Regions from separate parts of the Homo sapiens genome. Here region 2 is linked to region 1. The links are chromatin loops, found by intact Hi-C in ENCODE. Cell type or tissue: psoas muscle. All regions are shown on one strand. Each heading gives the region's core, and the rest is flanking DNA. Links, peaks and the distances in the headings are about the cores only. Region 1 has its middle 37 kb from the start of TMEM273. Region 2 holds the start of DRGX (dorsal root ganglia homeobox).

What was found. A loop is a pair of places that touch in the nucleus more often than their neighbours do. Peaks named below come from ENCODE experiments on the same cell type or tissue, not always from the same donor. Only the 100,000 strongest peaks of a DNase experiment are listed, where the experiment ranks them.
Region 2: it touches region 1 in a loop (2.0-fold over the local background); 3 of 110 quality-filtered maps call a loop at or near these places.

What each region holds. Positions count from the first base shown.
Region 1 is chr10:49,222,575-49,227,941 of GRCh38, reverse strand. No RefSeq gene overlaps it. Among named protein-coding and RNA genes, the nearest start is that of TMEM273, 37 kb to the right of the region's middle. In psoas muscle, for the core only: no CTCF peak of the experiment used is centred there; a DNase peak (open chromatin) is centred at 2,411; H3K27ac peaks cover 811 bases.
Region 2 is chr10:49,395,095-49,400,461 of GRCh38, reverse strand. DRGX (dorsal root ganglia homeobox) reads left to right here and starts at 4,373. Exons shown (of 7, transcript NM_001276451.2): 1 at 4,373-4,527; 2 at 4,941-5,055. The coding sequence starts at 5,022. RefSeq lists a silencer at 2,199-2,358. In psoas muscle, for the core only: no CTCF peak of the experiment used is centred there; DNase peaks (open chromatin) are centred at 2,331 and 5,188; H3K4me3 peaks cover 1,354 bases; H3K27me3 peaks cover 5,000 bases.

The DNA of each region.
Region 1 (5,367 bases), core at 275-5,274:
TGGCAGTCCTGTCCCCTTCAACCTTGTCATCTTCCCTGGCAGCTATCGGCTGCACGGCCTATTTCTTTACCCTAGACCCTAGCAGCTGGGATTCCAGAATATTCTCCTGAAGTACAGAGTCCTTAACCTAGGCTTGTTTGCCAAGAACTTTCTCAGGTTGTCAAAGCTTTCACCCCAGGGCTCTCTCTTTGCCTTGTTGAATGTGCCCGTGTAGCCTGACCACGTCCATGCAGCTTAGAGACCCAGCAGTGCCCCCAAGAGGGTTTGGATTCTGAGGCCTGCCCTGGGCCCCAGATCTCCACCCCAAACCAGCACCTGTGCTCTGTACCCTGCACACTTGGCCCAGGATGGCTGCTCTGAGGATTTATGCCACAGACCCACAATGTTGGCTACTTTCCTGCTGTCTTGTGGGACATACAGGGCAGATTTCCAATCCACCACGACAGTTCTCACAGAGGAAACCAAGAGCCTTTCTTGCCAAACTCTATATTCCTCTAAGTGGCGAAGTTAAACCAACAGCATCGAAATGACCAGGGAGCTGTAGGAAAATATGCCTGTATGCTCAGAGACCTCGGGAGCTGTAACCCCGCTGGGGGACACTCAGACACCAGGACAGTCCATCAGATCTGAGCCCTGAGGCAGCCCCATCTGAGTGTGCGCTCCTCACATGCACTGGTTCCAACACCATCCTGTTCTGGCTCCTCCCATTTTTTCTGAGGAGGTCTGGGCCATCCTGAGCCCTGTTCCACTAGCAGGTTCAGGAACTCCAGGACCAATGTGTTTTTCAACAAAAGTGTGACAGGAACCCCTGCTCCCCCATTGACCCCTCTAGCCTCTAGCAAATTCCCTTCTCTCCTGTTTCACAGGCAGCTTCTTGTGAGGGTTGTGGACTTCCCCGTCATCCCCACTCTCCTTCCACCTGCTCTCTAGCTCACTGAAGTCTTCCATCTCCCCATCCCACTGAACCTGTTCTCACCAAGGAAAAAAATCCCCAGGTGGAACTGCTTCAATGGTCAGGGGACACATTTCAACCTTGTGCTACTTGACTTCTCTGCTGCATTCAACACTCACTGGGCAGCCCTCGCTTCTTGCTTTCCAAGGCACCTTCTCCCAATTCTCCTCCAACCTCCTGGACCATCCCATCTCAGTCACCTCTGTTGGCCTCTTGCCAGCCTTATTTCTGAATGTTGGTCTTCAGGCCATCTCCTTGCCCCATCTTTGCTTTTTGCGCTTTTAGGCAACCCATCCAACATCTTCCCTTTGATGCTCTGATACCCCTGGAATTGTTGCTGCGAAACTAGAGCTTTCTCCTAAGTTCTGCCTGGGGATCCCACATCACAGAGGGCGAAGGCTCAGGACAAAGAGAATGGCCACACCTCCTTCTTTTCCTGTGTTTCCATTCAAAATAAATGGCCTCACCATCTTCCACTCACTCAAGCCAGTGCCCACTCCCCCTCCTTCATGCCCTGCATTCAACCCCTTCCTCACCTTTCTTGTTATCGCACCAAAGGTCAGGCCTTACCCTCTCGACTGCACCTGCAGTACCTCATCACCTGCAAAGTAGCCTCACTCTATTGCACAGGGACTCTCTCTTTCTCTCTACATATATTTTCTATATATTTTTGAAAATAAATATTTCAATGCTAGGCATTTCACCCTAAATACTCTGCAAGGTCTCTTCTAAGAATAAGAGTGGGGCAGTCTCTTGCAGTGGAAAAGGACTGGGATTGATAGAAAGGCCTGGACCCACAGCCGACCTGGGCCAGTTGCTGAGCCCCTGTTGACTTCCTTTGCAGAGTGGGGCTCTGTGCATTTCTCTGACCCACAGAGTGCTGCGGGGCTCTGTTGTTAATGTGCCTGATCCATTGGAGCTGGTCACACTGGAGCTGTAGGCTTCTAGTTCAAGCCCCACCAACTTTCTTTTGCAGCTTGCAGGGGGAAGGCAGAAAACCAGCCGGGGGCAATGGCCAGCACTGAAAAGGAGAAAAAGGGAGGCCTTGTTAGTTTAAGTAATGTGTCCAGAAGATAAATCTTGTGAGAAGGTCTGTGTATGGTTATGCATGTTTGGAAATGTTTTGGGTGTCATGTTGGCTTGGTAGGAATAGAATGTCATGATACAGCAGAAACCGGTGGATTTCCACAAACACATCACAATCAGCAGGAAGAGAGTGTCTTGGTCAGCAGGACAGCAGGAGATGCAGGGCTGATAAAGAGGAAGAGCTCCCAGGCTTTCCCCACTTCAGAGAGGGAGGCCTGGGTGGAGCTGGGAGCAGTGGTGCTGGAGACAGAGTGGGCTCTCTTGGGGAGGGCTCGGGCATGGACTGAAGTGACACTGAGCCTGTCAGCTAAAGATGGCCCTGAGCTGTCCCTTGGCCACTGTCTGTGAGTCATTGAGTAACGTGAGTACATGTGGCCCGGCCCGCAGTCTCGTCTGCATGGAAGGAGACCTGGTTGGAAGCTGCGGTGCTCATTTCCTGGAGGCTCCTCTGAGCTAACTCCTGCTGGCTCCAGGGCAGCCTGTGTCCGACCACCCCTTGCCCACCCTCTTAGCACCGAGCTCCTAGGTCCAGCACATTTTGCTTGTTACCCTTCGATTTACATATCTGACAGTCACAACATCTACTTGAGAACTATTTTAGGAGCCCTCTGGTGTTATCAGGAAGCAGCAGTAACATAGCGGAGCTGCCGGGAATTTTTCCCTGGTGTTTGTATAGGAGCCCACCTAGGGAGCATTTCAACAATCAGTGGGGCTCTCTTCTTGCTGATGATATCATGGTCCCATGAGACCATAACCCCCAGAATGGGAAGCTGCCAAATCAGTAGGCCACCACTTTTCGATTTGGTGCTCAAAGATTTTTGGCCAGAGGAACCTTATCAAGTAGAGATGGTCCCTAATTTAAGATGATTTGATGTAAGATTTTTTGACTTTATGATGGTGCAAAAGCCATATGTATTCAGTAGAAACAGTACCTTGAATTTTGAGTTTTGATCTTTTCCTAGGCTAGTGATATGCAGTATGATACTTTTACATGAGATATTCAACACTTTATCGTAAAATAGGTTTTTTGTGTTAGATGATTTTGCCCAACCATGGGCTAATGTAAGTGTTCTGAGCACGTTCAACTAGGCTAGGCTGGACTGTGATGTACAGTAGGTTAGGTGAATTAAATACATTTTTTTTGAGACAGAGTCTCACTGTGTTGCCAAGCCTGGAGTGCAGTGGTGTGATCATGGCCCACTGCAGCCTTGTCCTCCCAGGTTCAAGAGATTCTTGTGCCTCACCCTCCAAAGTAGCTGGGATTACAGGCATGTGCCACCATTCTCGGCTTATTTTTGTAATTTTTAGTAGAGATGAAGTTTCGTCAAGTTGGCCAGGCTGGTCGTGAACTCCTGGCCTCAAGTGATCCATCTGCCTTGGCCTCCCAAAGTGCTGGGATTACAGATATGCACTACCACACCCAGCCTAAAGGCATTTTTGACTTACAATATTTTTTAACTTAGATGGTTTTATTGAGATGCAACTCCATCATAAATTGAGGAACATCTGTATCACATTGTTAGAGTAATATTTTCTTGGCCACAGATGCCAGCACCATGCTTCCTGTACAACCTATAGAACTGTGAGCCAACTAAATTTCTTTTCTTTATAAATTACCCAGCCTCAGATATTTCTTTTGAGCAATGTAAGAATGCAAGAATGAACTAACACAGAAAACTGGTACCAAGGAGTGGGGCATTGCTATAATGATACCTGAGAAAGTGGAAGTGGCTTTGGAACTGGTTAATGAGCAGAGATTGGAAGAGTTTGGAAGGCCCAGAATAAGTCAGGAAGATGAGGGAAAGTTTGGGATTTCTTAGAAACTGGCTACATGGTTGTGACCAAAATGCTGATAATGATATGGGGAGTGAAGTTCAGGCTGAGGAGGTCTTAGATGAAAATGAGAAAGTTATTGGGAACTGGAGTAAAAGTCATCCCTGTAATGCCTTAGCAAAGAGCTTGGCTGCATTGTGTTCATGTCTAGGGATCTGTGGAAGTTGGAACTTAAGAGTGATGACTTAGGGTATCTGGTGGAAGAAATCTCTAAGCCCCAAAACATTCAAGATGTGGCCTGGCTACTTCTAATAGCATATGATCAGATATAGGAGCAAAGGAATGGCTTACAGTTGTAACTTGTATTTGAAAGGGAAGCAGAGTATAAAAGTTTGGAAAATTTGCAGCCTGGCCCTGTGGTAGAGAAGGAATCCAAGCAGCCTTTGGAGTAACCACTTGCTAGAGAGATGTGTACAACTAAGAGGGAGCCAAGTGCTAACATCCAAGACAATGGGAAAAAGGCCTCAAAGGCATTTCAGAGATCTTAGAGACAGCCTCCAATCCCAGGCCCTGAGGCCTAGGAGGAAAGAATGGTTTCAAGGGCCAGGCCCAGGCCCCCATTGCCATGAGCAGTCTTGGGACACTGCTCCCCACATCCCAGCCACCCTGTCTCCAGCCTCAGTTCAAAGGGGTCCAGGTACAGCTCAGACTGCTGCTCCAGAGGGCACAAACCACAAACTTTGGCAGCTTTCATGTGGTGTTAAGCCTGCAGGTGTGCAGAAAGCAAGAATGAAGGAGGCTTGGCAGCTTCCCCCTAGATTTCAGAGTACTTATGGGAAAGCCTGGGTGCCCAGGCAGAAGCCTACCACAGGGGCAGAGCCCCCACAAAGATACTCTACTAGGGCAATGCCAAGGGAAAATGTGAGGTTGGAGCCCGAACAAAGTCCCCACCAGGGCACTGCCTAGTGGAGCTGTGGGAAGGGGGCTGCTGCTCTCCAGAGCTGAGAATGTTAGAGCCACCAGCAGCTTGCACCCTAAGCCTGGAAAAGCTGCAGGCACTCAACTCAAACCCATGAGAGCAGTTACAGTCACTTGGACTGTGCCCAGGGAAGCTATAGGGGCAGGGCTTCCCAAGGCCTTAGGAGCCCACCGCTTGCACCAGTGTGCCCAGGATATGGGATATGGAGTCAAGGGTTATTTTGGGACTTTAAGGTTTTACGTCTGCCCTGCTGAGTTTTGGAATTACATGGGGCCTCTTGCCCCTTCCTTTAGGCCAGTTTCTCTCTTTTGGTATGGGAATGTTTACTCAGTGCCTGTACCACTATTGTATCTTGAAAGTAAATAATTTGTTTTGATTTTACAGGCTCATAGGTGGAAGGAGCTGAGTCTCAGATAAGACTTTTGACTTTGGATTTTGATAAGTTAAGACTTTTAAGGACAATTAGGAAGGGACGATTGTATTTTGCAATACGAGAAGGACATGAAATTTGGGAGGCCAGAGGTGGAATGATATAGTTTGGATATTTGTCCCCTCCACATCTCATGTTGAAATATAA
Region 2 (5,367 bases), core at 280-5,279, 170 kb before region 1:
CTAGTGAATTATAGGGAATTTCCAGGATGATAAAATGCATATCTATCCCTTGTTGTGTATATATATTTTCTGTTCCTAAGTCCCCGGGAAATCTGGAATTTCCATTAACTGCTATGTCCTTCACATATTCTCTCATGTTTAGCTTAGCTAAGCTAACTTTTTTGGCAATTTCCAAAACTACAATATAACGATAGATTTGCCGACAAGTAGAGAATACGCCATATTCACACTGAGATATATCCACCGGGGATTATGCTAGAGAGCCTTTAAAACATTTGTAAAAATATCAAACCTGGGCCCTTCCAAAACATATAATTAGGAATTCAGTGTGGTTTTTTCCTCCCTGATAATTTAAGTATTTTACCTGCTTTACCCTCTTGCTATGGGTTTAAGCCATGTGTACTGAAGTCATTTCTGCTAAGGAAAGTTTTAAAAGGGAGGTTGTGAAAATCCTTTCTGAGCACAATTAAGATGTCAAATCCAACACATATTTTTGTATTTGGGCTCAAAAGATGAGGACAGAGGTGTCTCCAAATATTTTCCCAATTTTCCTAAAACAAGGCAAACAGTAAGAAATGAATACTATGTATGGTATTTAAGACCCAACTCGGAGCCTTCAAACCCCTACATTTTCTAAGGATTTGGAATTCTTTTCAGGAATCAATTTAAAATGATTCATAATTCAACTGAAAACAATTGAGGGCTTAGATAGATGCTCGCATTTCCAGCTTTTTATTGCTGCTCTTAGTGTTTCTGAGATGACAGTTTTCCTTTCATAGAACCAGCTTAAAATTAGAAAAATCAAACACCCATTAGAGAAAGCAGATTTACTCTGCTATTAATTGATATAGAGATGTAAAACTTCCATCACCTGGGCAGAAGCCTAGCGCATCCCTGCAGACAGTTGCAGTGGCTAGAACCTGGGGGGTCAGCAGCCCACTCACTGGGCCTGAGCTGGAGCTGTCAGCCTTTGGGAGCCAAGCCTCGAATTTTCAGCACTAAGACATGCGGCTCTGGGGGAGCTGCATCTGTAACAACATCTGCACGCCAGTCTTCAGGCGTGTTACTGTCTTCCCATTTTATTTTTAAAAACATGAACAACTTTGAAAGTTGAACTCCCCACCCTGAGCTGGCTTCTCTCTTCCCTATGGGACAGGAGGCAAAGTAGCACACCCTATGTAGCAACCAGGAAATGATTCTCGGGAATGCAGATGCTGTGGCTGCGGGTATGAGATGCGGAGAGAAGGGGCACTGAGGACCCAGGATTGTCTCCCTACAGAGGCGGGAGGCAGGCTAGGTGAGGGCGGGGAGCGGGGGAGGGGGTGGGGAGGACTGTGAATCTGCTGAAATATGACCCCGCGGTTTTAACTTTAAATAAGCATTTCTGTCCTAGTGGAAGCCCCTCTAATGTCTCCTGCAGCTTTGATTTTGGAACACGTCACATTCCTCATTAAAGCAATCACTGTTAAAACATAAAGCAACACAGGATTTATTTCTTCATTAAACTGATGATCCGTATATGAAGCCAATTAACATTATGAGTCTGGTGAACATCAAGTGTAAAGAGGTTAGAGAAAATTAAAAGCAGTCACCTTGGTCTTTAGATAAAGAAAGTACACTTTTAGGTTGTAAATTATCAGAGTGTCCAAGCGAGACAGATCGGCGAATTTGGTTAATTGGAAAATACATTTTACCGCACAAAAATTAAGGAAAAATAACCTTTTCGTTACTAACGCCCTTTTTTAGGGGGAGGGGGACCGTAGCGAACACCTATTAGTCACCTTCTCCCGGGTGTCGAGACATTCGGAAAAAAAGGGGGCTGGCGTCATCAAAGTTTGGTGCAGCCTTTCGTTTCTAAGGTTGTTTGGTTGTTTGTTTACTCGCTGTTTTGCCAACGGGAAGGAGCCCAGCCTAGCGGCTCCGGGAGAGGAGCGCCGGGCGAGGCGAGGCCGAGGGTCCCAAGCCGGCTTAGAGCCCCCGCGAGGTGGGTGTGTTGAGGGAGCTCGGCTGGTTATCTAGTCAGTGAGGCGGCCGGACTCTCCTCGGGGGCCGCGAGATGGTTTCCGGCTGCAGCGGCCGGGTAGGAGCGGCGCGTGGTACTGCGGAGAAGGGAGTTTTGTCTCTGTTGCCAGCGCTGAGCGCATGTCCGGAGTAACTTTCGCAGGTTTGGACTGGGAGAGGATTGGGGTCGGTCCCCGGACGCCTGGGGTCCGGCCGGGCGGATCCCACCCCTGAGCAGCGAGGGGCCCCGGCTGGGCCCCCGGTACGGCTTCTTTCTCCGCAGCAGCCGGGGGTGGGTGGGGGTGCGGAAACCGGCGCCGCTGTCCAGGGTTCTGACCTGCCGGGTTGCTCGGCGAGCGCGCCGTCCTCAGACCGCGCAGGTCTGAGCCTGTCTCATCCGCGCCGGATGAGCCTGTCTCGTCCCGGGGTCATCTCTGGGCCTTAATAGGAACTTGCCTCGGTCGATGTCAGGGATGGGGAACTGAGACTGGCGTTTGGACCTCATTGGTTTCTGGGGCCAACACTGCACCCCGGGCTGGGCTGCTGCCGCTGAGGGTTCCCGCACACACCCCCAGGTGCGCCTGAGCATCTTGGCCGAGGCGGCCCAGAAGCTGTCCGCACCTCACTTCACGGCCACCGGGTTCCCAAAGCGCACAGGCAGGGAACTGCTGCCTAGGGCAGGAGGGAACCCGAGGGGACTTTCGGCAGACCTAGGCGGCAAGAGGAGCCTCGGGCTCTTGTCAAGAGCTCCAGAGAGCAGGGGCCCTCTGAGGGAGACAGGGAGAGAGACAGCGCGCGCGAGCCAGTCTCTTGACCTGGGCTAAGGGAGGATCAGCTCTAGGGGCTCCCAGCCCTCTTGGCATGACGTAGGAAAGGCCCTCGGCTGCCCTGCCGGCCCCTGCCTGCCACCTCACCCGCCTTCGGGACCTGCTAGCCGCTCCTCCCGGGCCGGCTGCCTGGACTCTCGGAGTCGGTGGCCCTGGCGGAAATGGCGCCCCGAGCTCTCTCCGCTCTGAAACGAGCGGAAGTTTCCTGTGATTCTTTCCCCGAGGCAGAGCAGACTCTGCTCTGGAGCGACTGAGCCCAGGAAGGGCCGCTTCACTGGAATAGATCCTGACTTGCCTCGACCGGAGCGGGACTGGTCTTCCTCCCGGCTGTTTTCGGAGGGGCGTCAACGGCGGCCGGGACCCAGCGCTCTGTCCTGCAGCTCGATGCTCCTTGCCCAGCGCTGGTGTCCAGCGGCGGGCCTGCCAGGCCTTTTGTTTCCAAAGCGCTGCGTCTTTAAGATCAAGGCTGTATCCCGGGCCGTGCAGGGACCCGACCCACCACCTCGCCAAGGCTCCCTAACGCAGCATTAGAATGTTTATAAAATATTCAATTTATGTAGTCTGTCCAAGAAGCCATCGTCCCAAAATAAAATCAGCAGTCTAGACGGAGCACAGACACCAGAACTTATCAACAGTTGTCTGACTTGCATCTTCTGATGCATCTTGAGTGGGTCATAATACCAACTTTATTTTCAGTGGTGCATAAATTAATTACACGCATTTAATAACCAAAATATCATTATATTCCCCCTTTAATATCATAAAGGCTTTCCGCCAGGGAAGCACTTAATAGTGCAGGGGGCCGTAACGGGCTATTATCCTGGTGTAATGCTATTACAGAACCAATTATGCGCCATTAGACTTGCTTTTTTTGCAGTTTATGTGATTTGATCCAATCCCGCGCCCCTGACTTGAAAATTTCAGCCCGGTACTTTAGAGTTTAATTTTCACCCAGGCAGAGAGAAGGGCGGTCTCTCTCCGTTGAGTGTCTGCCTCGGATGCATTTTAAAAGTAATTGCAAAGGGTCCCACCGCATATCATTTGCATCGAGAAGCGAACATAAATTCAGGGACCCCTTGCTGAGAACAAAATCAAACTTTCCTTTTGTACGATCGTTTGGAAAGGGAAGCCGTGTGCAAAGAGTCCCCCCAAAACCCATCCGGCGGCGACAATTAGCAGCGCTTTGCCAATTTGCAGCCCGGGAGTCACCAGGCCTTTGATAAGGGCAGCCCAAACCAGGCTCTCTCGGAGAAAGGTTTGCCTCTGAGGGGACATGAGGTGGGGGGTGGGGCCTAGTGTGTTTTCGGAAAATGTATGTTTTTGGGGGTGATGGTGGTGGTGGTTGTATCGTTCTCTTTTAAAAGAGGAAAAAGCATTCCTGATGTTTGCTGAGAAATGACGGATTTTTTTTTTAACACCACGTGGGCCATTTGTAAGGCCCAATAGACCTATCCAAGTTACTCGCTGTAGACAGCGCTGGAAATAATCAGATTAAGGCCAATTATGCGTGAGATTATAAAGGCGAGTGCTGAGCGGCGGCGCGCGCTGCAGACAGACAGCAAGACATCTGGCCACTTCCCGAGTCACTTCTTTGGTCCTGCGGGCGCCAGCCGCGCCGAGCCCCGCCCGCCGCCAGCCGAGCAGGGCTTGCGGATCGGAGGCGGTCACGCTCCGACCTCCTCGACCGCCGCCCGCCGAGGTATGCTCGGCTCCTGACCCACTCGCCGGGCCCCGAGCGCCGGGCCTTGGGGCTCGGCTGCCTTCCTGGCCTGAGCTGCAGCTCGCAGATGGCCTTGCGCGCTAGCCGGACCTGGCTGCGGTGGCCCGGGTGCAGGGCTTCTGGCTGGGACCCCAGAGAGCCAGAAACTACGCTGCGGGGTTTGGTGCTGGGGCCAGGGTGAGGGCACGGCCGTCCGGGAGGTGGACACACCCGAAGGACTGCCCTGTGGGGTTGCTGCTTGCGACGGGGCTGCCGCCTTCCCTCCTGTCCCCCGCAGTGAGATGAGGGCGTTGGGAGGGACTTTCCAGGAGGGGAGCGCCGGGTGCGCCCTAGGGCTGGGCGGGAGCGCTGGCAGAGGGAGACTTGAAGCTCTATCGCTGTTTGCTTTGCAGCCAGGCAGGAGCAACGCGCGCGGGTCCGTTCTGCTGCCACCCTCCCAGGTCTCGGCCGTCCAGCCGATCTGACAGCCGGCGATGTTTTATTTCCACTGCCCGCCACAGCTAGAGGGTAAGTAAGCGCTGCGCCCCAGGGTCTCCATGAAGCCAGAGCCGGCCAGAAAGGGCCGGAGCGGCAGCAGGGCTGGTGGGTGGCTGGGTCCCCGCCCTGCGGGGGGCGCAGCCGCCTGCCGGTGAGTAGGGGCCTCCCTGGACCCCTCCCTACACCCCACTCCAGGCCCGCTCCAGCTCCCCGCCCCGTCGCCACCTGCCTCCCAGCTCCCTCCCCGCCTGGGCCAGGACGCCCCGGGCTAGGCGTGCCGCGGGGACCGGCCGAATCCTCCCAGCACAGATGCTGGTGTCACGCCTCTAATTGGGGCTCCGC